Regions from separate parts of the Homo sapiens genome. Here regions 1, 2, 3, 4 and 5 are each linked to region 6. A link is a contact called in ENCODE Hi-C or POLR2A ChIA-PET data. All regions are on one chromosome and are shown on one strand. The core of a region is the stretch at or near the end of the contact, and the rest is flanking DNA. Distances in the headings are between cores, read along the strand shown.

The links. Hi-C counts contacts between places; a loop is a spot of excess contacts on that map. ChIA-PET counts read pairs that join two places held with the same protein, here RNA polymerase II (POLR2A). Pooled maps may share reads with other maps.
Region 1: a loop to region 6 is called in a pooled map, with 5 times the contacts of the local background. The contact joins the enhancer-like site here to the promoter of GPHN in region 6. A Hi-C loop is called at or near these places in 2 of 37 single-sample maps with no recorded cell type and 3 of 50 pooled maps.
Region 2: a pooled map shows a loop between it and region 6 (10-fold over the local background). The contact joins the promoter of VTI1B here to the promoter of GPHN in region 6. A Hi-C loop is called at or near these places in 8 of 50 pooled maps.
Region 3: a loop to region 6 is called in a map of CD4-positive, alpha-beta T cell, with 8 times the contacts of the local background. The contact joins the promoter of MAX here to the promoter of GPHN in region 6. A Hi-C loop is called at or near these places in 4 of 168 maps with a recorded cell type or tissue (CD4-positive, alpha-beta T cell, CD4-positive, alpha-beta memory T cell, CD8-positive, alpha-beta T cell and 1 more), 2 of 37 single-sample maps with no recorded cell type and 17 of 50 pooled maps. POLR2A ChIA-PET finds 5 or more read pairs at or near these places in 2 of 52 experiments (MCF 10A and WTC11).
Region 4: a loop to region 6 is called in a map of naive thymus-derived CD4-positive, alpha-beta T cell, with 8 times the contacts of the local background. The contact joins the promoter of FNTB here to the promoter of GPHN in region 6. A Hi-C loop is called at or near these places in 2 of 168 maps with a recorded cell type or tissue (both naive thymus-derived CD4-positive, alpha-beta T cell) and 19 of 50 pooled maps.
Region 5: a map of IMR-90 shows a loop between it and region 6 (7-fold over the local background). The contact joins the enhancer-like site here to the promoter of GPHN in region 6. A Hi-C loop is called at or near these places in 1 of 168 maps with a recorded cell type or tissue (IMR-90), 1 of 37 single-sample maps with no recorded cell type and 8 of 50 pooled maps.

What each region holds. Positions count from the first base shown.
Region 1 is chr14:65,299,598-65,304,273 of GRCh38, reverse strand. No RefSeq gene overlaps it. Among named protein-coding and RNA genes, the nearest start is that of MIR4708, 33 kb to the left of the region's middle. RefSeq lists a silencer at 1,223-1,322 and enhancers at 1,803-1,872, 1,893-1,992. Within about 2 kb of position 1,678, at least 10 of the 41 ENCODE cell types and tissues checked have a DNase peak (open chromatin) inside an H3K27ac peak, as active enhancers do.
Region 2 is chr14:67,672,842-67,677,370 of GRCh38, reverse strand. VTI1B (vesicle transport through interaction with t-SNAREs 1B) reads left to right here and starts at 2,739. Exons shown (of 6, transcript NM_006370.3): 1 at 2,739-2,996. The coding sequence starts at 2,882. It overlaps RDH11 (retinol dehydrogenase 11), which reads left to right. Exons shown (of 7, transcript NM_016026.4): 7 at 1-571. It also overlaps a transcript of GPHN not described here. RefSeq lists silencers at 2,415-2,854, 2,955-3,064.
Region 3 is chr14:65,099,605-65,104,139 of GRCh38, reverse strand. MAX (MYC associated factor X) reads left to right here and starts at 1,623. Exons shown (of 5, transcript NM_002382.5): 1 at 1,623-1,836; 2 at 2,568-2,594. The coding sequence starts at 1,801. RefSeq lists enhancers at 1,209-1,358, 2,052-2,552 and a silencer at 1,689-2,038.
Region 4 is chr14:64,985,645-64,990,126 of GRCh38, reverse strand. FNTB (farnesyltransferase, CAAX box, subunit beta) reads right to left here and starts at 3,232. Exons shown (of 12, transcript NM_002028.4): 1 at 3,030-3,232. The coding sequence starts at 3,173. The region is part of intron 3 of CHURC1-FNTB (CHURC1-FNTB readthrough); the gene reads right to left. LOC107984655 (a long non-coding RNA gene) reads left to right here and starts at 3,014. Exons shown (of 2, transcript XR_001750792.2): 1 at 3,014-3,447; 2 at 3,528-4,482.
Region 5 is chr14:65,167,370-65,172,271 of GRCh38, reverse strand. No RefSeq gene overlaps it. Among named protein-coding and RNA genes, the nearest start is that of LINC02324, 53 kb to the left of the region's middle. RefSeq lists enhancers at 1,113-1,282, 1,303-1,362, 2,926-3,025. Within about 2 kb of position 2,598, at least 4 of the 41 ENCODE cell types and tissues checked have a DNase peak (open chromatin) inside an H3K27ac peak, as active enhancers do.
Region 6 is chr14:66,506,123-66,510,935 of GRCh38, reverse strand. It overlaps GPHN (gephyrin), which reads right to left and starts at 2,789. Exons shown (of 23, transcript NM_020806.5): 1 at 2,345-2,789. The coding sequence starts at 2,408. RefSeq lists enhancers at 1,505-1,554, 1,805-1,964 and silencers at 2,055-2,204, 2,555-2,744.

The DNA.
Region 1 (4,676 bases), core at 429-2,928, 1.2 Mb after region 6:
TTTACCTAAATGTGGCAGGGAGAGAGGATAAGGAGGGGAAACTCTTCACAGAAAAATGTTCTTTCTCTCTAGATCCACGGGCTCCTTATTCTTCACACGTCTGACTTGATCCTTTGCTTCTTCCAGATTCAGACCTTTCTTGTAAGTGGTCCCTTCCCGAGTCCCAGTGTGCTCATTCTTCCAGGGGCTCGTAGTTACTGCCTTGAGGGAACCGTTTGGGTGTCAGCCACCTGACCCCAGGTTACAAGCAGAGGAGCCACAATTAGCCTCTATTCAAACAAAGGATTCCATCTATAGAAGCTCATTTGTTTTCCTCGCTGCAGCTGGCTGGGCTGGGGGGCTGGGGGGCTGGGAGGGGGTTTCTCTGTCACTTTTTTCTTAAACTTTTCCTTTACATCCAGGAAATGACCAGTTCATTACAGTTAAAGAGTAAGTTAGGGGCCGTCCCAGCAACCAGCCAGCTCCTTGTATTTCGGGCTTTTTGTTCCATTAAAATACCAGAAGAGCTGTTTCATTCGGGCACTCCCTTTCCGGGGCTTGAAGAGAACCCAGAGGTGATTTCCAGCCATGGGTCTCCCTGTGAGCCTTGTAAACCCTCAAAATCACCACCCTCCCCTTGTATCAGGAAGCTTAGGGCAAACACCTCCAGCTCTAGTGAAAGCTGGATTTCCTACCCGCCTCCCACCCCTAACCCTCCAGCCCCATCCCCAAAGTACCACTGGATTCTGGAGTCAGATGAGCCCCAGCTGTGTCGCTTCCTAGCTTCGTGCTCATGGGCAAGTCAGTTAAACTCTCTGAGCCTCAGAAGGGAATAATGATAATGGTGATACCAACTCGGAAGGTTTGCAGAGATTAAAACCCAGTGGGATTTGTAAATGATGCTTAATAGACTTTAAAAGCCTATTTAAAGTTAGACAGCATCATTTCTCAGAATGCTGGGCTAGAGAGGAGCTTTTAAGATTTTTTCTTGTGTGCCTAGAATGTAAGCATCTGCAATGGCACTTCTAACACCCCTGGTGAGGGAGTCCTAATCAAATAAGGGTGGGTCTACTTGTCATGTGTCCTTCAAAGAGTTAAATACTAAAAAGAAACTTGCAAACCTTAAGGGAACCTCAGTGCTGGACACAGTGGGAGAAAATCTATCTCCGTTTCCTGATGGTTCTGGGTAACTGTGTGAACTTAAGAGGCTTAAGAAGACATAGGAAACAGTCACACCTGCCTCACAGATGATCTGAGTTGACAGTCACCCACAGCCCCCAAAGTTGTGGTGGCCTAGGAATGACAGCACAGAAAATCACCCCAGTTTCAGTCTGACTGGACCCCACCCTGCTCCCTCCCACCCCATCCCCTTCTGCCCTCTTTATTCTTGTCTCTCTGAATTGACAGTGGGTCAGGTCTGTCCAGAAAGGGTTAACCTTCAGGCTGTCGGCCAGGTGATTACTAAACTGGAGCCCTGACTTTTATTTACTGGCACATAAATCTTTGCTTTGACAATTGTGTCTGAGTGTTTTAACGCCTAGCTGGCCCTGCTGGAGTTTGTTTGACCATGTTTTGAAAAGTGACTTCAGTGCTTGTGGTAGTAATTGGCCTGGCACCACGAGCTGGCGACACGGCAGCGTGATGGACTGCAGCAATTTGAACTCAGCAGCTGATTTATTTTCTGTGGCTTTCTGCTTCTGCTGCTTCTGGTACTGCAAAGGCATGAAGTGGTCAAAGCCAACATGGGGCCCAGGGCCTTCTATCTGGTAGGTATGCATGGCGTGTGGAGGTGGTGTTTTTCTGCTAGATGTCCTTCTAGAAATGGCCAGGAATTTTCCAATGGCTCATGATAGAAAAGCCTCCTATGTAGTGTTTGGCCTGTGATAGTCCTTTGGGTTCAGTGTCTACCAGGTTGACCTGAGATACGCTTTGCATATCTCAGTGTAGACATAAACCCGAATGAGAACAAGCAGAGAAGATTTATGGAGAGCTCTCTATAGCGAGGGAGTCAGCCACTAGCACTTGGTTTTAGCAGATAGTCAAAGTCAGGCGGGGGAGTAGGCAAGCTTTAGAGTGAGAAAAAAAGGGGAGGGCTTCAGGTGTGCTCTGATAGGAGGTTGTTGGCATGAAAGAGCTGGAGGCAGGCTACTGAGAAGCAGGGTGCCCTATAGAATTGGTGTAGAGAGCATATCTGGCTTTCTCTGGTTGGTCCTGAGTTGGAAGGAGGGCCAAAATTTAGGGAACCTGGCAATGATTGACCAAGTCCTGACTGGGGGCTGATTGCTATAGAGGCTGTGGTTTGGCTTCCTGGGCTGGTCGCTACAGAGGCTGTGGATCAGAGTTCAGTTTTCATATATGGTCTGGCCATTGTCCATTTGCATATTTGGTCTCTCGATGGAGACTAAATTTGAGAATCCTGGTCAGTCTGGATTACGTTGGCATGGTTAAGCTGCTGCCTAGTAAAAATGTATTGCGCAGATGTTTATCATAGCGGTAGTTATAATTGCAAAAAAACACAAAACATAAAACAAGGCTGGAAACAGCCAGAATAGTCAATTTTATAGAATTAAAATTAAGGTGTACCCACATTGCGCTAAACTTTAAAAGTGAAGACATTCTAATGACATTGGAAATGTTTATAAATGTGATGCAAAATGACAACTTGATTCAAAAATCATACATACTATGTAATTTTAGGTATAAACAGAGGTTGGAGAGTCTTCCTGGCCCTTAATTTTTAGGTAAGATGTCCTCAAATACCCGTCACAGGGGTATAGGCAGTCCATTACCCCCCTGGGATTTCTGAAAACTTTCTGAAGATGCATACAATCGTCCTATGCATACAATCACCCAGGCTGTGAGCTCCTACTTCCCCAGGATTATTTAAATTCTGGAATATTGGCTCATCACCTGTCACACGCTGCCTCTAACCTATGCCATGTCAATCCAGTTGTAGAGCTCAGTTCTTTCCTTAATTTCAACAAAAACTCAGTCACCTAAGGCTTTGCATAGAGCAGAGGTATCCAATCTTTTGGCTTCCCTGGGCCACATTGGAAGAAGAAGAATTGTCTTGGGCCACACATAAAATACACTAACACTAACGATAGCTGATGAACTAAAAAAAAAAAAAAAAAAAAATGGTCCGTGCATAAATCTCATAATGTTTTAAGAGAGTATACAAATTTGTGTTGGGCCACATCCAAAGCCGTCCTGGGCCACATGCAGTCCGTAGGCCGCGGTTTAGACAAGCTTGGCATGGAGGGATTTATATCCTGCTAGGCATACTAAAAAATCAATATTGTTAGCTGGGTGTGGTGGCTCACACCTGTAATCCCAGCACTTTGGTAGCTGAGGTGGGTGGATCACTTGAAGTTAAGCGTTTTGGACCAGTCTGGGCAACAAAGCGAGATCCTTTCTCTACACTAAATTTATACACACACACACACACACACACACACACACACACACACACACACACACACACATATATGGCACTCTATAGATATAAGCTCTCTCTACATACATATTATGTATTCTCTCAGTCTGTCTGTCCCTTGGCATTTTTCCCTGTTCCGGATCCAGTCTCCCGATATGTTCTCGAGCCACTTTGTCTTCCTTTTCTTTCCTTTCTCTTCCTCCTCTGCCCTCACCTTCTAGAGGAAACACAGATCCTTCCTAAGGGATAATAACGGCATAACATAACGCAACCAATTCATCTCTCTCCAGTTCCTGCTGCAAACTTTGCTCTCCCTCCACATATCCAAGAACTCTGCTAAAGCTTTAAAATTACCAATTGTATTTTTTTTTTTTTGAGACAGAGTTTCGCTCTTGTTGCCCAGGCTAGAGTGCAATGGCGCGATCTCAGCTCACGGCAACCTCTGCCTCCTGGGTTCAAGTGATTCTCCTGCCTCAGCCTCCCGAGTAGCTGGGATTACAGGCATGTGCAACCATGCCTGGCTAATTTTTGTATTTTTAATAGAGACAGGTTTTCTCCATGTTAGTCAGGCTGGTCTTGAACTCCCGACCTCAGGTGATCTGTCCGCCTCAGCCTCCCAAAGTGCTGGGATTACAGGTATGAGCCCCCATGCCTGGCCACCAATTGTATTTTTAAGGGCTGCCAGGTTACATTTGCTCTGAGAAACAGGACTTCTTTTCCTCCCAGGCCCTGTTGGGTGAGTAGGGGAGGGAGTGGGTGTGGGCAGGTGTTTTTTCCAGTAACACAGAGTTGTTTGAAGATTAAAGACAGGGTACATACAATTCCTAGCACAGGCCCTGGCACTGTGATTGCGCTTGTTGCTTTATCAAACAGTATCAAAGGGGGCCTCCTCAGGTCTTCTGAGTTTCTAAGCCTTATCAGCATTTTGCATATCAGACACCGGCTCTGCAGATAACTCCTTCCTTACCGGCTTCTGTGCAATTTTTCCTCTAATCTGTTCTTAAAGGGTAGAACTTTCTACCTCTGCTTTTTACCAAATAATCTTAATCAGTTTTGTTTTTCTAATGTTTATCCAAGAAGTCCTTAATTTTGTAATTCTCGGTATTAATTTTCAGTTGATCAAATCTGAAAGGCCTAAGAAAGTTAATGCTTTTACTGTCGAATTTTTCCCTTTTAAAAGTGATGAGGCTCTGGGCTGGAAACAAGCTGTCTTTAGATGGGGGCTCATGTCTGGTCTTGGGTATAGGGCCAGTGGAGAACC
Region 2 (4,529 bases), core at 1,490-3,989, 1.2 Mb before region 6:
AAAAAAATCCTAAAAACAAACAAACAAAAAAAACAATTCTTCATTCAGAAAAATTATCTTAGGGACTGATATTGGTAATTATGGTCAATTTAATAATATTTTGGGGCATTTCCTTACATTGTCTTGACAAGATTAAAATGTCTGTGCCAAAATTTTGTATTTTATTTGGAGACTTCTTATCAAAAGTAATGCTGCCAAAGGAAGTCTAAGGAATTAGTAGTGTTCCCATCACTTGTTTGGAGTGTGCTATTCTAAAAGATTTTGATTTCCTGGAATGACAATTATATTTTAACTTTGGTGGGGGAAAGAGTTATAGGACCACAGTCTTCACTTCTGATACTTGTAAATTAATCTTTTATTGCACTTGTTTTGACCATTAAGCTATATGTTTAGAAATGGTCATTTTACGGAAAAATTAGAAAAATTCTGATAATAGTGCAGAATAAATGAATTAATGTTTTACTTAATTTATATTGAACTGTCAATGACAAATAAAAATTCTTTTTGATTATTTTTTGTTTTCATTTACCAGAATAAAAACTAAGAATTAAAAGTTTGATTACAGTCAAAAGAAGAAAACACTGTTCATTATTATGGTTGTGCAATGATTTCTCATTCTAAAGAATAATTTGTTCCAGAGTCTAGCTACAGTGTAATCTCAATCCACATGCTATTAATTTAGGTTGTGTGATAATCTAATTGTTCATTCACCATTTCCTACTTAACCTTTTTTGACACTCTTCACAGACACTTTTTCCACATTTCTTGATCATCCCGGGCCATTTTTTTTTCCTTTCTTTTTAATTAGAGACAGCGTCTTGCTTTGTTGCCCAGGCTGGCCTCAAACTCTGGGCTCAAGCGATCCTCCCACCTTGGCCTCCCAAAGTGCTGGGGTACAGGTGTGAGCCGCAGCACCCGGCCCCAGGCTATTGATCCTTTTTTTGCACCTGCCCCTTATTTCTGTACTGTGACAAGTCCCAGCATTGTGCTGTGGGACTTACACAGTATACTGACTATCCTCAGACTTGGTCATGTCTATGCTCAGTGCATATTAAGAGCTTAACCAAAGTGTGTTGAATCAACAGCCAATGAACTTGATCTAATAAAAATGAGGGCCCAGGAGATACAAATTAGCAAAGCATTTTCTCCTGAGCAGTCATACATCTTTTAATATTTGTAGGCAGTTTAAAATTGAACTCCCAAGCAAACATTTGAGAACAGACACCTTGAGCAAACCGTGAAATCGGTGAAAATAATAATTTATTTTAATTTTTTGAGATAGGGTCTTCTCTGTCACCCAGGCTGGAGTGTGGTGGCACGATCTCAGCTCACTGCAACCACTGCCTCCCGGGTTCAGGCGATTCTCCTGCCTCAGCCTCCCGAGTAGCTGGGGTTACAGGCGCCCACCACCACGCTTGGCTAATTTTTGTGTTTTTAGCAGAGACGGGGGTTTCACCATGTTGGCCAGGCTGGTCTTGAACTCTTGACCTGAAGTGATCCGCCCGCCTCGGCCTCCCAAAGTGCTGGGATGACGCGTGAGCCACCATGCCCGACGTGAAGACAGGAATTTATACCCATGGAGTGCAAGAAGGGACCTTGTAATTTTTAACACGTGACACTTAGTGGCAGATGAGACCTAATGAAGCCAGGCCCACCTTCCACACCAGATTATAAATTCCCCTGGAGCAGAGATTAAATGTTTTATTCACCAACATGCCCAGATCCCTCGCAATGCCTACGCTTGACAAACACCTGTTGTCAACAAGTGCACGAGGCAGCCTAGGAGGAGAATTAGTCTCCACGAGGAGAATTACTCGGGCCTAGCAGCTAGAGTATTTCGAGGTCATCCTAACTGGGTTCCACTTTTGAATTTTTGGTTTTTGGGTTTTTTGTTTTTTTGGAGACAAGATCTCGCTCCACTTGGGAGCAAGGTCTCCCAAAGCTGGAGTGCAGTGGTGGGACCTCAGCCTCCGGGGGTAGCTGGGGCCAAAAGTGCGCGCCACCATGCCCGGTTCTTATTTTGGGTTTCTGGTAGAGCTCTCGCTATTGTGCCCAGGCTGGTCTCGAACTACTGGGTTCAAGCAATCCTCCCACCTCGGCCTCCCAAAGTACTGGGATTACAGGCGCGAGCCACTCGCCCGGCCGGGTTCCACTTCTGAAAGCTTGGGGAGCCGCTGGGCCTTCCAAGAAAAGTGCTCCACCTCCCGACGGCAGGCAGAGCCCCTGGCCCGGCTATCTTTCCAGGGCCGAAAGCTAACAGTCAAGACGCGAAACGAGGAATTCGGGTCAGGGTGGCAAAGCAAAGCGCGATGACAGTGAGGACGACGTCTAGACGCAAACATACATCAAATCGGGCCGAAGCCCGCTGTCGCCGCGCGGGCTGAACCTGGCACCCGGAGCAACGCGCGACCCCGGGACGAGACGCTCTCGTCCGAGCCAAACTACATCCCCCGGCGTGCACTGCAGCGCCCGCCCCTCGCCGGCCGGCGGGGCCCGGGAGGAAGGCGGCCGCGCTGCCAGTCCCGCAGGTCCCCTAGGCCCCTTTCGCTGCGGCCTTTCCCCAACCCGGACCCGGCACTTCTCGGGTTCCGCGACTGCCGATCGCCCCGGCGCGGCACCGCTCCCTCAGGAGTCGCCTAGGCCGCGCAGTCTCCCGACTTCTCGTCAGGCTTTCGCGCCGGCGCTCCAGCAATCACTGGCTGGAGAAGGTGGGCGTTCCGGCTCGAGAGGACCCTGCCGCGGCTCCGGAAGAGCCTCGTCCTGGGCGGCGGTGGTGCGGCGGTCGCCGTTATGGCCACTGGGCTGGGCGGCTGACCGCCGGGCTAGGAAAGGGCCCAGGGCCCCGAATCTCGGTGGCCGCTGCTCCAGCGCGGCCTGCGCCATGGCCTCCTCCGCCGCCTCCTCGGAGCATTTCGAGAAGCTGCACGAGATCTTCCGCGGCCTCCATGAAGACCTACAAGGGGTGCCCGAGCGGCTGCTGGGGACGGCGGGGACCGGTGAGGCGGGGGTGGGCCACGCCGTGGGGAGCGCAGCCCTGCGCGCTTTGGAAGGAAGATTCTCCCACCTTCCTCCCAGACCCGGGCCCGCGTCTCCTCCCTCCGCGTCCTCAGACACGCCCCCTAGGGCTGGCTTGTCCCAGCCCCAGGTCTCCCTGCTGCCACTGAGAGTAAATTGGACCTCGGGATTCAGTTCCCTGGGATCCTTCTATGGCCTTCCACATTTTCTCATCTTTTTTCACTGTGGCAAATAGAGCAGAGGGGCTTTTGCATCTGCGGTCCTGTAATGTAGAGTGGGTTTCTTTCATAGCTGTTTTTGTTTGTTTTATGCATTTAAAAGCACTAGTCTCAAGACAGGTCTAGTTTTCACCAGACTGACAGAGGATCCGTAGCACAGAAAAAGGGTTAAAAACCCAAAGGAGTCATAATTTGGGGGTGTTGGTAAATACCAGTTATTGGAGGGTAGAGAGCTGGCCTTTAAAACCTGATTGTGGCATTTAGATGTGGTCTTGTTTTGAACGTTTTTACAGCTGAGACTGTTTACTACCCCTTAATTTCATGATTCAGGTTGCTACAAGTTCTGTCTGGAGGAGCTAGAGTTTTCCGGCCCTAAATCCATAGGAAAAGCTGCTATAGTTCTTGGCCTCCGGATATATAGAATTTGATGGCAAGGACAAAACTTTGTTTTATTGCTTTTATTTAAGAGTCAGAGCTTGGGTGTTTGCTCAACGAATTACTCAAGGTCATAGGAATTGAATGACTGGTGAGAATGAAATTCATGTATTTAATATATATTTATTGTGAGGCTGCTGTGTGCTAGGTGCTGGTGAATTGTGAGGCACCGTTCTAGGTGCTGGTGAATATTGCAAATTACAGTGAAAAAGATACGAACATCCCCATTCTAGTGGGTAGGTGATAAACAATATATAACTATTAAGAGGCAGTGTTAAAGAATACAGGAAAGTAAATCAGAGTAAAAGAATAGGGGATGGGACTTCAGTTTTATTTTATTATTTATCATTTTTTTTTTTGAGACAGGGTCTCACTCTGTCACCCAGGCTGGAGTGCAGTGGCACGATCTCGGCTCACTGCAACCTCCACTTCCCAGATTGAAGCAATTCTCCTGCCTCAGCCTCTGGAGTAATAGGGATTACAGTTGCGCCACCACCCCTAGCTAATTATTTTTGTATTTTTAGTAGAGACAGGGTTTTGCCATGTTGGCCAGGCTGATCTCTAACTCCTGACCTCAAGTGATCCGCCTTCTTTGGGACTTCAGTTTTAAATAGGGCGGTTGTGAAAGTCCTCTCTGAGGAGATGGCGTTTGAACAGAGACTTAAATGAAGTGAGGGAGTAAACCAGAAATCAGGGAGAAGTGAGTGTCAGAAGGAGGGAATAGCACTGCAAATGCCTTTAAGCAGAAATGAGCTTGGTGTGTTCAGCGAAGAGCAGGAAGTTCCATGTGTTTGGGATGGAGTGAGCAAAGGAGAGCGATAAGCAGGGCCAGATCATGTAGGGCCTTGTGGACCATGGTGA
Region 3 (4,535 bases), core at 374-2,873, 1.4 Mb after region 6:
GTGAAACCCTGTCTCTACTAAAAATACAAAGATTAGCTGGGCGCGGTGGCGGGCGCCTGCCCCAGCTACTCGGGAGGCTGAGGCAGGAGAATCGCTTGAATCCGGGAGAGGGAGGTTGCAGTGAGCCAAGATTGCGCCACTGCACTCTAGCCTGGGCGACAAAGTAAGACTCCGTCTCAAAAAAAAAAAAAAAAAAAAAGAGAGAGAGAAAGAAATACAATAGATATTAAAGGAAAAAATGTAAAGGAAAAATTACCACATTTACATTTGTCTTTTCAGCATAGATGACATGCTCACGTTGAGGAATGTGTGTCACAAGAATTGTGTGTGACATATCCCCAAATTTCCACATTCAAAAGTCAGGGATAATATGGTATTCATCCGGGAATCAGTAACTCATGGGAAAAGCTCAAGATGTCATTCACTTTGGAGACCAGATGTAAAGGAGTAGTATGGGTACTTTGTCTCAGGGTGGAAAGTGTCTGTTATGGTTTTCTTCCTTCCCATGGGACTTGTTGCACACTCTTACAATGGCGGCAGGACCGGCACGCTTGCTTGCACAGCTGTGAGCTGCATGAAGGCAGGGATGGTTTTGGTCTTATCCGTTATGGCATCCCCTTGTGGCAAGTTAGGTGTTCAATAAATATCGGTGGAATGCATGTGATTACACTTCATGCCACAGTATATAAATATGATTTTAACTGGACAGGGAACTGCAAAAGTTTCCCATATTGATCCTTTTTGCAATCTTAATTATGGTACTCTGAGCTGGGATATTGCCTAAACTGTCTGGGCTACAACAAACTCTGAAGGGGCTTTTACTTCCACGTCCATAGTGGTTGAGGGTTCGCGTTGTGTGAACGCTGGAGCCTCACGTGAGTAGCTGAGTAGCGAGGATGGTCACTCCCAGATAAACGAATACAGGATTCTCGCGGCTGGGAGCGGTCGCCCGGCGAGGTCGGTCATTCTGCCTGTCCGGTAGCACCACGAAACACCTGCCACTGACACCTCCCCACCAGCCCCCGAGGGTTCGCGCAGGCATCCCGAGCCGCGCCCCCTGGTCCGCCGCAGCCAGATTCCCTCCCGGGCGGGTTACGCCCCTAGGCGCAAAACGGAACCACTCCGTATGAAGAAGACAAAGTATAACCAGTCACACCAAAGAGAGGCAGCATTATTTAGACAGCCGGCTACTCCCCCAGAGACTCCACCCAGTCCCCTGGGCCCGGCGTCCAGCGCGCAGACGGTGCCCGGCTCCAGGAGTTCCAGCTCCCTCCACGTGTCCTGTCTTCCCAGCAGCCTCCTCTGCCGCCTCGGGAGGAAAATCTCCTGACAACTCGCGGTCTGCGGACTACGACTCCCAGGAGGCGCCGCGCCGCGGCTCTCCCCGCCCCCCCCCGCCCCCCCCCCCCTCCCCGGGACGCGCAGGCGCCTTGGGCTCCGTCAACAAGCCGGGCTGGCGTCGCCTGGATGCGGTTTCTTCCGGGATTTGTAGTTTTTCTGGAGCTACCCGGGCCGTCTGTTAGAGGGACAAGAACTACAAGTCTCGGCTGCCCCAGCGCTGCGAGCCTGGTCACGTGGCGGGGGCCGACCGGGCGTGCGTGCCGCCGTTGATCCGGTGCTGCAGTGAGGAGGTGGTTCTTGCCCGTGTTGTGTGTGTGTGTGAGTGAGAGAGCGAGTGAGTGAGTGAGTGAGTGTGTGTGTGGGGGGGACTCGGCTTGTTGTTGTCGGTGACTTCCCCCTCCCCTTCACCCCTTCCCCTCCCCGCCGCCGCTGCAGTGGCCGCTCCCTGGGCCGTAGGAAATGAGCGATAACGATGACATCGAGGTGGAGAGCGACGTGAGTCCTGGGGCTTCTTCCTTCCCGTGCGGGTTGTCAGGCGGGGACAGCGGCCGGGGCTCTTAGCGGGGCGACGGCGGGAGGGGGCCGGGCTGCCGCCGCCTCCTTCCCCTTCCCCTCGGGGCCAGGAGTGCCTCCGTCGCGTTCCCGGTTCGCTCCCCTCCGGCTCCTGGCCGGAGCGGCCTCCTGGGACTGGAGGTTGGGGGAAGACACGCGGCTTCTGGGACCCCCACCTCCTCCCTTGCGGGAGGGTGCTGCGGCCTCCCGCTCCCACCTTCCCCGGCTCAGGATCCGGGGGACAAGGATGGGGGGCGCCCGGGATCCCATTGTCCGGATCCAGGGGAAGGGGACGGCGTTCAGGACCTGCCCCTTCGGACTGCGATCCTCTCCTCCCGTGACCCGCGGATCCTGGGGGCCGGGGAAGGGCGGAGAGGGGTTGGGGGTGCCTAGATGCCCGAGCTGGGTCTGCAGGGAGGAGACAGTGCTCGGGACCCCTCTGGCCCAGGTCGGATCCCGGAAGGAGGGGCGGCGCTCGGGACCCCTCTACCCTGCTACCGGATCCCGCCGAGGGTGGAAGGGTGGGGGCAAGGGGTGGGGAGGGAGGAAGGGGTGTCGGGCTGACTCCCCACCCTCCGCTTCCTCTGCCGCCGGCATTTTCTTTCTTATTATTGAATGTTAAGTGTAAAAATAACTTCTATATTTTCTATTTTTTTTTTTCTCTCTTATTCCAGGAAGAGCAACCGAGGTTTCAATCTGCGGTACGTCTCCTACTCTCCATTTCATTTTTATTTCCGTTCAGTTCTATTCCTTTTTGGGGTCAGAGAGAAAAAGAGATCGTACTATTACTTTTAATATTGTAGTAAACTCTAATGTTAACCACTAAGGTGAGGTGGGGCCTGGTTCTGGAGGGTGGGGGGGTTGCAAATCCCATTATTCTAGATTCTCAGGTGATAAGTTCAGTGATTCTAGGTGAGTAAGAGGAGCTGTATGCAAAGAATTGAATTGTTCTGTAGTTTTCAGATAGGGGATCCAGATGCCACTATGTAAGTGGAAATGAGAAATGCAGCATTCTGGTCTGGTAGTATTATTTCAGGGCAAAGTGGTCAGAAGATTTATTTAGGAACAAGTAGGTTTTAAACCATATCTGTATAATTGTGTGAAGCTGAAGCCACATGCGGTAATCGCCTTTAACCAAGTCATGTGACTGCTATAGACCCGTAGAATCTAGCACAACATGGTATTCTAATGCAAAAATTGGAAATGTAGAGGAGCCAAACGTTACATCATCAAAGTGTCACATAAAGTTATTATGGTCTGATTCTCTGTATTTGAAGAAAAGGTATAAAGAAAATTAAAAAATAGCTGAAGAAAAGTGGCATTGCAGAGACAGCTTTGCTGAAAGGTGATGGATGAGACCATAGAGTGTTATCAATAATTTCTTAGGGTTTTGATATTAATGTTCTCAGTAGATGGTTCTGTGGATTTAGATAAGCACTAATTCCATGTCTTTGGAGTCTGAGACAGTAATATGGATGTTTCATGAATAGATTTGAGGGAAAAAAGAATACACACAGAATAAATCAGAATCAGCGAGGGGAAGAGAAATAAGTATATCAGAGTGTCTAATATTTGATAGTTGGGAGCAGTAAGAAATGTATAGAATGGGGGTAAAAAGTTCAAATGCCCATGAGGGCCATAAAGAATAAAGAAGGAAGAGGTGAGGGCTTGGGTACTGGAGAGCAGTGCCTCTTCTAAAAAGTCAGCACTACTGAACTCCAGTGGTTTGTTAGTAGGAGTGAAGGGTCAGTATTGCCAGATCTTCCTATTTTTAATTTTATTTTATTTATTTATTTTTGAGACAGAGTCTCACTCTGTCACCAGGCTGGAGTGCAATGGCGCTATCTCGGCTTACTGCAACCTCCGCCTCCTGGGTTCAAGCGATTCTCTTGCCTCAGCCTCCCGAATAGCTGGGACTACAGGCGCGTGCCACCACACCCAGCTAATTTTTGTATTTTTAGTAGAGACGGGGTTTCACCATGTTGGCCAGGCTGGTCTCGATCTCTTAACCTCGTGATCTGCCAGCCTCGGCCTCCCAAAGTGCTGGGATTACAGGCATGAGCCACCACGCCCAGCCGATCTTCCTATTTTTTAAGAAAGATTAGAAATCTAAAACTTTATGTTATTTTTCTGATTTTTAAAATGATGTGTGGAACAACTGTTTGGGGGCTTGTTAGAATTTGCAGGATGTCACTTTGATACCTCTGGTATAAGAACTTGATAACCACAGGGTAAAGGCAAGCCATCTCAGTTATACCTGCTCTTCATTAGAGCAAGCAAAGATTGTGCAGGTTGTCTAAGCAGATAGGCATTAAGAAAACTTATTTATTGAGAGCTGATATTTCCATAAAATCCGGGGATGTAGTTGTTCCAAAAGTCTTAAAAATTATCCCTGGGTAATAGTCATTAAAGATAATTTGTTTTATTTTATTTATCCTTGAAGTATTCTCATATACTTATGCATATATTTGAAAATTGAATTCCTTTTTCACATTTACTTTTATCCTTCATGTTTGGGGCCTAGTCTGTTGAAAACTTTTTTTTTCCCTGCAAGTCTCCAGTTGTAAAATCTGTGCTAGGGCTTGATCAGAGCTGGAGGGTAAGGATCGTTTAGCCTTCCTTTGCAGAATTATCCTTTGAAT
Region 4 (4,482 bases), core at 1,983-4,482, 1.5 Mb after region 6:
CTAAGCCCCCTGCTCACCTGGCATTCTGCTGCCTTGGTCCTTTGTGCTTGCTGCTTTCTCTGCCCAGAATACTCTTGCACCAGATCCATGATGGCTTCCTCCCTCATCTGAGACTTCAGGTCTCAGATCACATGTGTTGTCACCAGAGGGTTCCCCTTAACACCTTATATGAAGACCTCCCCTGCTCCCACCCCACCCATTCCTGACACACCCTATCCCCTCTATCCCAAGGTGTTACTCTCCACAGCGTTTCTAATTAACATTTTATATTGAGATAGCTATAGATATTAACTCTTTTAATTGACTGCCTCATTGGCCTAGAAACAGTTTCATAAAGGCATCAACTTGGCCTCTTTTGTTTAACAACTTATGCCGAGTGTCTAGAACAGTGCCTGGCACGTAGAAGGCGCTCAAGTATTTGCTGAATGAATGAGAATCAACGAATGGAACAGACGACTCACAGCTAAGGACTCCTTCCACTATTTATAGGTTTAACTCCTATTACCAAATTATTGCTTAACAAATAAACCGAGTCTTCTGATAATCAGATAGGAAGCAGGTAACAAGCATTTATTTTTTGTTTGTTTTTTTTTTTAATTTGAAAAGCTTTCATCTTAAATAGACACAGGGTCTTGCTATGTTGCCCAGGCCAGTACCAAAATCAGTATAGTCGTTTTTTGTTTTAAGAGACAGGGTTTTACTCTGTTGCCCAGGCTAGAGTACCGTGGCTCGATCATGGCTCATCTGTGAACTTCTGAGCTCAAAAACAATTCACCCACCTCAGCTTCCCAAGTAGCTGGGACTACAGGTGCATGCCACCACGCTCAGCTACTTTTTTTTTTTTTTTTTTTTTTGGTAGAGACAGGGTCTTGCTATGTTGCCCAAGTTGGTCTCTTGGGCTCAGGTGATCTTCCCGCCTCGAACTCCCAAAGTGCTGGGATTACAGGTGTCAGCCATCAATTTGTTTTTACTGGCAATGGCACAAAATTGAGCTATCAGTAAATGGAAGCTTTAGTTAAAACTGAAAGAGTACTAGTATATCCTCTGTAAACAACTCCTCCTAACAAGGTTGTTACTTTTGATGAATGTATCATTAACCTACCAATGTGGTAGGTCTCTAAACCTCAGTCTTCTCATCCATAAAAAGTGAAAGGATTGAATGATACCACATATGGAGAGCATTTAGCACTGTGCTGAGACTCAATAAATGGTCACTAACATGATTATTAAAACAGTGAGGAAGGCCACAAAAATGAGATACAACATTATCATCCTACTACCTGAAACTGTTCATCCTAGACTCTAATAATGTGTGCTGGAATAACAACATGAAAAAGAAATATAAGATTCTTTACTGTCTGCCATACCGTTGGGTCTAGATTTGAAAGATACTCGCACCAGGAGCAGTGGCTCACGACTGTAATCCCAGCACTCTAGGAGGCCGAGGAGGGCAGATCACTGGAGGTCAGGAGTTCAAAACCAGCCTGGCCACATGGTGAAACCTGTCTCTACTAAAATACAAAAATTAGCCAGGCGTGGTGGTGGGCGCCTGTAGTCTCAGCTACTCTGGAGGCTGAGGCAGGCGAATGGCGTGAACCCGGGAGGCGGAGGGTGCAGTAAGCCAGTGCATCCCAGCCTGGCAACAGGGCGAGACCCCATCTCAAAAAAAAAAAAAAAAAAAAAGGCAATCCCATAGTCTAAGGTCAGATAATAAGTAAAACACTTGACCTGAATCAACTCAGCAATCCATCATTTAGGAATTCTGCAAAGATCCTGTAGGTTTTTCATCAATGGGAAATTTCTTTACAATCTTTTGCAGTCAGCCTTCCCTGGGACACACTGGTAGGCAAACCAACCTGGAGAATTAGCTAGATTCGAGAGGTGAGGATTTCCTTTGCTACCCTAAATTCCATGAAGTTTAAATCTCCAGTTAAAATATTTTCTCTGCTACTTTGTGAATAACCACGTATCAAGCCCTTGTTTCTGTTATAAATTTATAATTCTATTTAGTCATAACTGTACAATAAAACAATTATTGTTACTAATTTTGCCAAAGTACAGGCTTCCAACTTAAAGTAGGAAATACAAAACAGGTCTCTCCAAGGTAAAGCCTGGAGACTGATCTCACTAAGAGATCTTATTTCAGTAAGCAGCAGAATGTTCATTTATTAGTGTTAAGAATTATCCTAACCACTTCTCCTAGGGACAGATGGATAAACAGTTCCACATAGCAACCTTGGGAACAATTCCAATTAGGGAATAAGAAGAAAAACAAAACTATGGTTTTGGGCATATGAATATATACTCATTCGCCAAACACTTTTCAAAATGATAGGTTCGATCCTACTTCTAGGCCTTAGGGAATGATTAGTAGTCCAAAATCCATTCTTTCTATTAGATCACTTTCCAAACTGTTTTCCTGCCTGTCCCCCAACCAGGCTCCTGGTCAGGAGCTGTTTTATTTCCTTGTACTTCCATCGTTTAATATTGTGTCCGACACGTAGCTGGTGCTCAAATGGCTGAATGACTACCAAAATGCCCACCCACGAGGCGGGCCCCCAAACCTGGCACTGTAGGTCAAAAATTAAACAGATCGTGAAACGGCATGACAGCAGCCTGGCCCTGCTCTCTGCCTCCAGAAGCTGAGGGCAGGTTGGGAAAAGTGCACTATGCACCCCAGAACCTCCCGAAGTACTGGCAGAACAGAGTGGGCTGTCCGACCCGCACGGGCTGCCTCTGTCCTCCAGGCATAGAACACGATTCTTCTCGTTCTTTAGGGCAGAGGGGACTCGGCTACTGCCCTCTCCTCCAAGCCCAACCTTGAAACGACCCTTCCCCAAGCTGGCCGCGCAAACGCTCCACGACGAAGCCCAAGCCTGGGCGCCCGGAGCTTCCCAGAGGAAAGGCACCGCGGTGCGCTGTGGGAGTCGTAGTTCCCCGGTGAGTTCCGCACCCGGGCGGCCCTACGAACGGGACTCGCGCTCCCAGAACACATCGCGCGGGCGCCTCGCCCAGTCCTGCCACCTCACCTGTTCTATGGACGTGACTGTTTCCACCGAGTCGTCCTGCAACCGCTCTCGCGCGTGCTCGGGCCTCAGACTGTACAGCGGCTCTGACCAGACGGGGGAGGAAGATGGAGGGCAATAGTAGGTGAAAGAACTCGGAGAAGCCATGATCAGGAGAGCAGCAGACAGTGTGTAGGACTCTGCTTCGTTAAGCAACAACGCGCATTGAAACTCGAGCGGGCTAAAGCGCTACGGCGAGCGGATAGAGGCAAAAAGATTTTGAACGCGAATGTCTCCTCCCGCCTACCCGTCTTTCGAGTGAGTTACTGAGATGCTGCCGCCCCCCATTGGGCAGAGGAGCTGCTGCAAGAGCGTAGAGTCCTGAAGCGCAAGGGTGTCTACATCCGAATTTCATTTCAGCGAGATGGCGTAGGACGCCTCGGTTTGTTACGCAAATTGTTAAAGAACTGTAACATTCTGCTAATTCTCACTTAATTGTAATGCAATTGTTTGCAATTTCAGGTGCCCAAGAACCCAATGAATGTTAAGTTTGAAAGCATTTCTGACAGCTCTACTGATTTGCCTCAGTCAGGCAATTACTAAAAGAATTATTGTGCACCTTGGGGTACTTGACAGCCTCCCAGGAGAAGGCAGCAGCTGCTCAAACGTGCAAGGACGCCGTCTCAGTATCACTCAGTGATGGAGGGAGGGGGGTATTATGATTTTCTCCTGTCTCTTGGAGGTTACACTGCAGTAGCGAGAACTGAAATGCAGTACAAGGAACAAGGATAAGTGAAATAGACAGTCAGTCCGCAGATATTTATGGAACACCTGCTATGTGTCAGGCATTGTGCTAGGTTCTAGGAATACAAAAGTGAACAAAACGAAGTCCCTTCCCTTGGAAACCTTACATTCTAAGAAAATCGACAGAATTGAATGTATCCAACGCAATAAATATATGAAGACTTGTGATAAATGAGATGAAGGAAAATAACAGGGTCTATGAGAGAGACTAAAGGGGTAAGAAACTAATTGAATTGTATGGTCAGGCCAAGCCTCTCTAAATGACCTTTCATTTGAGATCCGAAGGATGACGAGGAGTCATCCAGAAGAACAGTATGGGAAAGAACTCCTGAAAAAGGAAGAAACAGCAGCTTTTAGAAGACATGTGCTGGGCACGGTGGCTCACGCCTGTAACCCCAGCACTTTGGGAGGCTGAGGCAGGAGGATCACTTGAGGAGTTAGAACATCCTGGGCAACATAGCAAGACCTCATCTCTATTAAATATCAAAAAAATTAGCCGGGCGTGGTGGCGCATGCCTGTAGTCCCAGCTGCTCGACAGGCTAAGGTGGGAGGATCTCTTGAGCCCAAGAAGTCGAGGCTGCAGTGAGCTATGATTGTGCCACTGCACTCCAGCCTGGGTGGCAGAGCGAGACCCTGTTTCAAAAAAAAAAAAAAAGCAAAACAAAAAAACAA
Region 5 (4,902 bases), core at 1,349-3,848, 1.3 Mb after region 6:
TCATTTCTTATACCTATATTAGTTGTAATTTTACTCTAAGGAAAGCCTTTTTCTTTTTCTCCATTTATTTATTTGCTTATATTAATATGGACTTAGATTTTCACATTTTATCCAATTTATTATTATTATTATTTTAGATGAAGTCTCCCTTTTGTCATCCAGACTGGAGTGCAGTGGTGTGATCTCGGCTCACTGCAGCCTCCGCTTCCTGGGTTCAAGCAATTCTCCCGCCTCAGCCTCCCGAGTAGCTGGGAAAACAGGTGCTCACCACCATGCCCAGCTAATTTTTGTATTTTTAGTAGAGATGGAGTTTCACCGTGTTGGCCAGGCTGGTCTCGAACTCCTGACCTCAGGTGATCCACCCGCCTTGGCCTCCCAAAATGCTGGGATTACAGGCATGAGCCACCGTGCCCAGTTGATTATTATTATTATTTTTTAAAAGTTCAGATTGTCCAAGATTTGAATGGGAGCTCCTTCCAGCTTCTTCTTCTTCTTCTTCTTTTTTTTTTTTTTTTTATTGAAACAGGGTATCTTTTACTACATAGCACAGGCTGGAGTGCAGAGTGGCTATTTACAGAGGTGATCATGGCTCACTGCAGCCTCAAACTCTTGGGTTCAAGCAATCCTCCCACCTCAGCCTCCTGACTAGCTGGGACTACAGGTGCATGTTACTGCCCCCCAGCTAGGGTTATTTTTGAAGGTGGATTCTCCAAAACTCTGGTCCAGGCTATTTCTCCAAATTATGAATGTTTAAACAGCATTCAAGAATCTAATTTTTAACATTATGAGAAAGCACAGCATCTATGCCAGTGAATTTTAGAGTTCCAACGAAATAACAAGATGTTTATTTACATACATTTTATAATCTTCCTAAAGACCAGACTCATTTCCTAAGTGAGGACATGACTTCCTCTCTCTTCTCCCGGTCCTGATGTATGTCCAGTCCATTTCACAGTAGACCTACTGAGGAAGTAGCAGGGTAGAGAGGAGAGTCAGGGAAGTGGGAAGGTGAGAGAGAAGTAGGGAGGAAAAGGAACAGGAGGAGAAAGAACTCCTCTCCTCTCCTCATTTGTTCAGACGGTCTGGCACCTACAGCCTCCTCATGTCCCCCAGCCCCACTGCCCCCTCCTGGAAGTCAGCGCACTGCTGCCGCTGGCATTCACATCGTGTCGGCAGGACGCCGCGTTGTCAGAGGTTAGAGACAGCCACTTTCATCTCAGAAAAGGGGCCGGGAGATGACCTGGGTTATATAGAAGGAACTCAAGTCTTCTTGCCGCAGAAATGCCACTGGAAGGGATGGAGGAGAGAAAACCCGGTTGTATGATGTCTGCATTGCCCTCCTCGCTGGAACTCACCACAGGCTGGAGGTGCTTCCGGCAGAACCGAGCTCCGGGGAAAGCCTGTGATAAATCATCTCTGTCTTTACTAGCCAAGGGTTGCTATGGCAATAGGAATACACTGTAGGTTTTAAGAGATGTAATTTTCTGTGATTCACTGTATATTTTTAGCCATTTTTCCCTCTGTATTATCTCCCTGTGGTAATTGCCTATTAATGCTGGTCTGTACTAAGATTGGACTAAACGGTCGATTCTCAGAAGAGATGAAAACCCTGGAGCTCAGTAAGTACAAGGGGGTGATGGCCCATGAACTTAAGAGTAACCTGGTAGAACAACCAGATTAGTTCAGGACATGGATGAATTCACGTGGCCCATGCTACGTCTGTCTTGGGAGGAGAGTAAAGCAGAGTGAAGGGACCCAGCAATGTGGCTCTGGAGTTTTGGGAATGGGAAGCTGAGTCACACTACCCACTGAAATCCATATGCTCGAATGGTGTCAAGGGCAGGCCACAAAAGTCAGAAACGAGCATCCTGCGCAAGGGACACTAGGACCCAGGTTTCCAAACAAAGGAACTGTAAAAGCTTCTAACCTTTTGTTTTTTTTTTTGTTGTTGTTGTTGTTGTTTTTTTTTTGAGACAGAGTCTCGCTCTGTTGCCCAGGCTGGAGTGCAGTGGTGTGATCTCGGCCCATTGCAAGCTCCACCTCCCAGGTTCATGCCATTCTCCTGCCTCAGCCTCCCGAGCAGCTGGGACTACAGGCGCCCACCACCATGCCCGGCTAATTTCTTTGTGTGTTGTTTTTTTTTTTTTAGTAGAGACGGGGTTTCACCGTGTTAGCCAGGATGGTCTCGATCTCCCGACCTCGTGATTCACCTGCCTCGACCTCCCAAAGTGCTGGGATTACAGACATGAGCCACCGTGCCTGGCCTCTAACCTCTTTTAATTTAGTTCAAGTCTTCTATTGTTTCTTATCTTATCCTTCCTTCTTTATTCCTTTCTTCTTTCTTTCCTTGCTCTAATTTTACTTTTTTTTTTTTTTTTTTTAACCGTAAAATCAGGGGAGAGACTAAGAGGAGGTGAAAACAGAATGTATCTAGTTGCTATTGGTTCATAGTTGTATCAGGGGTCTTTCCATCCAGGCCACAGAAAATCCAGCCTAAACTGCTTAAGCAGAAAGAGAACTTACTCTTTCTCTAATAGCTGAAAAGTCCAGGGGCTTGGGTTTAGTCTCAGGCACAGTTGTATTCAGAAGGCCAGATGACATCATCAACATCTGGGCTGTCTGACACACCACTAAGTTTCACTGATATTTGGGCATTTGGGCTGCAATAACATGAAACTCAGCTAACAGAGGCTTCAACAAAGTGTGGTTTGTTTTTCTCACATAAGAAGTCCAGAGAGAGGTTTATTTTTCTCATTCAACAAGCAGCCCAGAATAGGCATAGATGACGTTACTATGCAGCAGCTCAGTAATGTCATCAAGAACCCAGCCTCCTTCTTCATTTCAGCTCTACTGTCTTCAGGGTCACAGGAGGACAGGTCCAGCTCTAGACATTCAAGGCAGAAAGAAGAGGCTAGCTAACTTCCGATTTTTTTTTTTTTTATCCAGAAAAGTAAATCAATCCCCAAAGTTCCCAGCTGACCTCTGCTTCCAGTTGATTGAATACATCAGTGCCATGAGGCCACTTTAGCCACAGAGGAGGCTGGGAAAGTACGTTTTTAAGCTTTTTTGGTCCCTGCAGTAGAAGCAGTGTTTTTTGTTTGGTTTGGTTTTGCCTCATATAACAGTCAAAGAACAAACCGTACCCAAGATTGTGAAAGGGTTCTGCCTCTTCCTTGCAGTCTGACCAGTCACTCCGTTGTCATATCCTAGCCAAGAAGGGAGAAGGTATAAGAGAAGGGCAAGAAGCTTTCTTTTAAGGATGCAATGCATAAGTTGCATTCATCACTTCTCTTCTGCCCATATGCTATTGGTCAGAACATAACCACATGATCACAACCAGCTGTAAGGGTGGCTGGGAAATGTAGTACTTGGGTAGCCATGTGCCCAGCTAAAACTTGAGGAGTTCTGTTAGTCACATGATGAAGAAGAGGGGTATTTTGAAACAACTAGCAATCTCCTCAGGTGTAGTTAGAGCTCCATGATGTGCTCACTTCACATTGCATGCCTGTATCAAAACATCTTATCTACCCCATAAATATATACACCTACTATATACCCACAAACATTTTTTAAAAATAAAATAAAACAAAAATAAATTAAAAAATAAAAAAGAGCAGTTATAGGAGAAAGGGTTTGGATGGCTATTAGATTCACTCATTCAAGGCCAAATATTTCTGCCTCTGCCACATTCTCAGAGAGGCTTACCTTTGTGCAGGTAAGACAGCTTCAGCATCACCAGCCTCACATTCTCCCTGGTCCAAGACCATTAGTAAAAGAGCTCAACATCTTCGCAGCTACCCTGGGCAGTCTCACCACATCTCCTTGGTTCTTACTGGGTCACCTGCCCATCATTAACTAAGGGGATGCAATGCAATACTCTGGTCATTCCTGAATGACTTGCTCCACAAAATCACCAAGATCTTTCTGGGCCTCAGTTTGCTCATCTGTAAACTAAACATAATAAAACCTACCTCACAGGGTTGGTGGGAGAGTGCTGCTGGGGGACTCAGGCTGAGCTGGGGGTCATTGTCCATACATGCATTTCAGTTTGCCTACTGACCAGACTCACCTTAACAATATCATTTCAAAAAACAAGACCCTCTAAAATCAAAGTAATCATCAGTGGATAGTTAGCCTAGATCTCATCTTATAATATATTCCAAAGTAAAAATACTTGCTAGGTACCTGGCACTGTGCTAAGCACTTTGCATACCTTCTATCAAAACTCTCAAAGTAATTCCATGGGAGAGATACTTTCACTGTTTTCAATTAACAGACAAGAGTGGTGATGGGTGCCTGTAATCCCAGCTACTCGGGAGGCTGAGGCACAAGAATCACTTGAACCTGGGAGGCAGAAGTTCCAGTGAGTCGAGATCACACCACCGCACTCCAGCCTGGGTGACAAAGCAAGACTCTTAAAAAAACAAACGAATAAACAAACAAAAATAAACGAGTAAATAAACAAAAGGGATAAGGAAATTTAGCTCCTTGCCTAAGGTCACAGCCAGCACAGTGATGGAGCCACAAAGCCAGGACTAACTTTGAACCCCCACAATCTCCTCCCTCTTATTGTATAAAAATAAGTAAAAATAACCACATATTTATGAAATCACGAAAACCTTCCTGCTGATTGTGGTGGTCACAAGAAAGCACCTTTTGATGCAGGACAGATGAACCTCCAAATTGGGGCTTAGCCCAGGAAGGTTCTTGGCTTTGCCGAGGAGAAAATTCAAGGGCAAGCCAATGGTGTTGAACAGCCTTTGATGAAAGCGCCCAGTGCACAGGAGCAGCAGAGGTACTGCTCCTTGCAGAACAGGGCTACCCTATAGGCAGTGGGCCCAGAGTAACAGCTCAGAGGAAGTTCTGCACTCATTTTTATGCCTGCTCTGAATTGTATGCAAA
Region 6 (4,813 bases), core at 1,540-4,039:
CCTAGACTTTTCCCCCTAGACTACTGTACCTCATTCTCATGAGACGGCTTCCCCTGACTGTCTTTAATTCCACTGTCAATGTTAATGTTACCTTCTCTCTAACATTTTACCTATGCCACCTACCCATTCCACTTCAGCTTTTCAAGGCCTTTACATTGCATTTTTATTTAGCTCAGAAGCCTCATCATCAACTATATATTTATTTATAAAGTGGCTGCTGACTTTCAACTCCCCTTAAAATTGACAGTTTCTTCTTGACCTAGTAAATGTATTAAATTCTCCCTTCAGGTAGTCACATTCTCTCCTAATCCATCTGAATACGGAATTTCTTTTGCAGTTAACCCCAAACTCATAGGTAATGTATTTAGAAAAGTTTTGCACAATAATTACATACAATGTTTCTTCATTTGTTTGCGTATCAATGTTATCCATATTAGACTGTAGGGACACCAGATAAGGGCTGCATCTTTCAAAGCAGTCTGTACAACACCTATCTGCTATGTCACTTCACAAAGGTAAGTTGATTCGTTAAATGAAACTATTATTTAATGGAAAGCTTAAGTAGAAAATGTTCATTTTAAAAATGTTTCTACGGTTTAACTTTTAAACATCTATGGCCTTTTTTATTTCCACAGACAACTGACATATTTTGGTTTCTCACTACTCTATTATTGTCAAAGAATGGCTGGAATTTAAAGTGCAAGTTGAGGGTAGATAAAAGATATACACTTTGACATCCCACCATCAGATTATTCGAAAATTGGCAATGTCAGCTCCAGGAATTCTGAAATACAACTGAATCTTCACATACCCAAACAGTTTCAGGACCAAAAGAAGAGAACAGCGCACCTTCTGATTTGGGGGTTCCCTTTTCTGCAACTGGTTTAGACTAGTTTCTCTATCCAAGGGTCTTTTAATTAGGAAAATTCAATTAATCACCATCGATATACGGAAAGAATACCAGGGAAAGGCAATCCTTTACTTAAAAGAGAAAAAAGGAGGCTTTGGATATCACCTTTTCATAAAATTCAGCAGCTAAATTAAGCTTTGCACTCAATATCTGCCGGCAGTCTCAGACATTTTTTTTCTACCTAATAATAAAAGCAAGTCTTATTCAATTTAGTCCCTTCTCGAGCACCGTCTCGACCTGTCAGAATTTGACAGTTAAAGAAAAAATTAAAAAAAGAAGTAAGGGAAACACTAGGATTCCCGTCCACACTGCTTCTTTTTCCGAAATCACATCACTGAGTCTTGGATTTCCTTCACTCCAAACTAAGCCCTCAGATTCCAAATATAGTTCTTTAACCCCCGTCTCGCCACTCAATTACACATAAACCTTGCCAATTACAGAACCACAGCAGAAACCCCTACAAATCCGCTTGCTGTTCATCTTGGAAGTCATGCCCTGCAGCAACTGCCGATCGCCGAAGTGACGGATATTAACCAAATTCAGCGCAACGGAATCAGACATGCAGAACACACACGGCTTTCGCGAGGGAGGGAAACGCGACCCGGGAAAAGTGCGCTCCTCACCAGCCTCGGGACGCTCTACCGGGGTGGGGGTTCCCAGAAAGGAGGGGGAGAGGAGCCCGAGTAGGGGAATCCTGCCCTCTCAAGTAAAAAGCTGGATCCCCGGCAGCAGGCTGCAGCCCGTCCTCGCTAAGGAAACGACGAGGCAGACAGAGGGCCTTTTGCGCGGAAAGGCAGAAGGCAGACACTTTCCGAGGTCCGGACGCAAGCCGATCCCCCATCCCCCGAGGGAGGCGAAGGGTGCCCCATGGGTGGCTGAGGGGACGCCCGGCCCGCGAGGGACAACCCGAGGAGGAGCAGTTTCATCTGATTAACACCTGAGTCTCGTCCAGGCAAGCACAGATACTGGCGTGGGGCCGCCCAGGTGGGGGGAAGGGAAGGAGAGGAAGGGGGTGGAGATGGGATTCCCCCCTCTCTCTGAAGAGCACTAGCGGAGGATGCGCCCAGGCCAGCCGAGAGCGGCATGCTTCAGACTGCGGAGCCGGGATCCCGCCGCCTGCACCGACAGCGCGGAGCCCCGCAGCGCCCTCCGCACCGGCCCCTCGGTCCCCGGGGGCCCAGGACTTTGCTTCCGAAGGCGCTGGGGCCTAACATCCCACGGGGTCGACCCCGGCTCCTGGGGCCTGGGGGAGGGGACCCGCGGGAACACCCCCAATCTCCGGCGGTTCTCAGCGGTTGTAAAATGCACCCCCGCGGTTCCCTTCTTCAGCCTTCCCTCCTCCCGAGGCCGCAGAGAAGGGCCACCACAGGCGAAAAGCCTAAGGCAATGCAGGGACAGCAGCCTCATAGGTCCCAGACCTCCTCCCCCGGTTACCTGTAAGGACTCCGACACGGATTTGATGGTCGTGGTTAGTAAGGATCATTCCCTCGGTCGCCATGTTTCCCAGCGCAGTCACCGCACTGACAGGAGCCGGGAGAAACCGGAGCCCGGAGCGCGCGGGCCGGGAGCGCGCTCGCCGAGGAGAGCGCGACAGCTAGGGAGCCAGAGAAGCGCGAGGAGAGCGGGGAAGGAGGGGGAGGCCACAGAGTGCACGGTGGCCTGCGTGGGGGAGAGGCCGCGCCGGGAGTGCGCGGGTCCGCGGGAGGGGAAGGAGTCAGGGCGCGCGGCCCCAAGTCCGGCAAGAAGGAGGCAAGCTTGGGGGGCGCGGTGGCCGCACGGGGAGAGCGCGCGGAGGCGGCAGAACGAGGCCGGAGAGTGTCGGAACGCTCTGCGGAGCGCGAGACCCAAGGCAGCTAGATGGCAGGACTGAGAGGAAAGGATAGCACACGCTCTGGAGGTTGCGGGGGCGGACTCGGGGACAAGGGCGGAGCTACACCCCTAGGCGTGGAACTCGTGGAGAGTGAGGGGAGGAGTGAGAGCTCGGGTGCTGAGTATTGGGAGCGGGAAGGAGCCGGCCCAGCCTGAGTAGGACCGCGGATCGCTCCTGGGCGCGCGAGTAGCACCGGATTGGCTGAGTGAACGCGGAGCGTGTGCGCGCGAGGCACGAACGCAACCTCGGCCGGGCCCCAGACAGAAGCAATCCCCTGCCGAGCCTGACACCTCGTTGGTTGTCCGCGCCTTAGGCTGGCTCTCGCCGGCGGGCCGGCTTTCTACGCGGGGGCAGCGAGGCTGGCTCAGCACCCCGGGCCTCCTCTTGCAACCCTCGGGAATGGCCGGCCGCCCCACTGAAAGCGCTGGGGAACCGAGAGGTGTCTTAGAAAGCTGCATGAGTGGCAGAACGGTGGCTACTATGACAGAGAGGCCGCCGTGGGCGAAGAGGGAGGTATCCTGTCCTGCCTCGTGCTAGCCGCTGGCTTCCTCAGTGGGCTCTCCCTGAAGGAGGATTTCCGCTTCACCTATGCTTTAGGATTCCATCTCCAGTCAGTGCCTGCAAGACGATCCTCACGTGCGAAACTGAGGAGTCTGAGGCAGGGCAGCTGGAGTGGAGATACCTGGCTTCTCTTCCTCCTGCTGTCCCACGGTTTTGTGGCCTTAAGCCTCTTCGCCATGAGCGCTGCTTTTAGATGAAAAGCATCAATCTCCTTAGCGAACGAGAACGTGTTCCACCTGAACCACAGTCCATTGCCGCGGCGATTTTCATTTCAGTATTCGTGGGATGTGAGATTACCATGAAAGTAGCTTTTGTTGCCATTTATTTCCATGTGCCTTTCATGAAACGTGTTATTAATCACCTGTGGCTATTCTACGTTAGTTTCTTACTATCGTTCTGGACCTTTCAACTTCTGAATTTTAAAAAGTTATATGCGTGTGTGTGTGTGTACACACACTCATATGTATATGTTTTCTCTTCTTAGCTGTAGTAACCTGGAGGCATAAAAGTGAAAAGCAAAGTATTAAAAGATGTATATCAGTGTTTATACACAAATTTCAAAGTCACTTTGATAGGTTTTTTTTTGGTTTTGGTTTTGGTTTTTTTTGATCCGGAGTCTCGCTCTGTCGCCAGGCTCCAGTGCAGTGGCGCGATCTCGGCTCACTTGCAACCTCTGCCTCCCAGGTTCAAGCGATTCTCCTGCGTCAGCCTCCCGAGTAGCTGGAACTACAGGCGCGTGCCACGACACCCAGCTAATTTTTGTATTATTAGTAGAGACGGGGTTTCACCATGTTGGCCAGGATAGTCTCGATCAAGATCTTGACCTCGTGACCCGCCCGCCTTGGCCTCCCAAAGTGCTGGGATTACAGGTGTGAGCCACCGTGCCTGGCCGATTATGAGTTTTTTATTGTTCCGTTGGAACATGAAATTACCCATCCTCTGAAGATTCACGTGCTTATGTATTTCATTTTAAATAATGGGGCCTAAAAGTAGATGATGGATGGAATTGAAGTGGGTAAAATAAATTAATGGCTTTTTTGCTTTTGTTTTTGTTTTTAGTATGTGTATTGCTGGTATTTTTGACAGTAATTAAAAATTTAAGCCAGGTCATGAACTCATTCCCTATCATTGTCACCTTAGATCCTGGTGGCCAACGGGTTGTTAACTAGTTTGAAATGAGAGATAAAGATAAGAAAGTATGTCCAAGAGAATGATTTCCGTTATCTCAAACTAAACATGAAGAGCAAATAGTTGGTTATATTGTTATCTTCCTAACCTATCTCTATTCTCTGCAACACACTCTAAATGATTAGAAAATATCTTGAGCTTATCGTCTGTCTTACATCTATCTTAGACGTAAGGTCTAAACCTGCCCACTAACAGGTTGTGACCCTAAACAAATTTGGGCCTTTTCCTTCATCCTTTAAATAAGATGGTAGACTAAATAAGTACCTTTTAAGTATAGTGGTAGA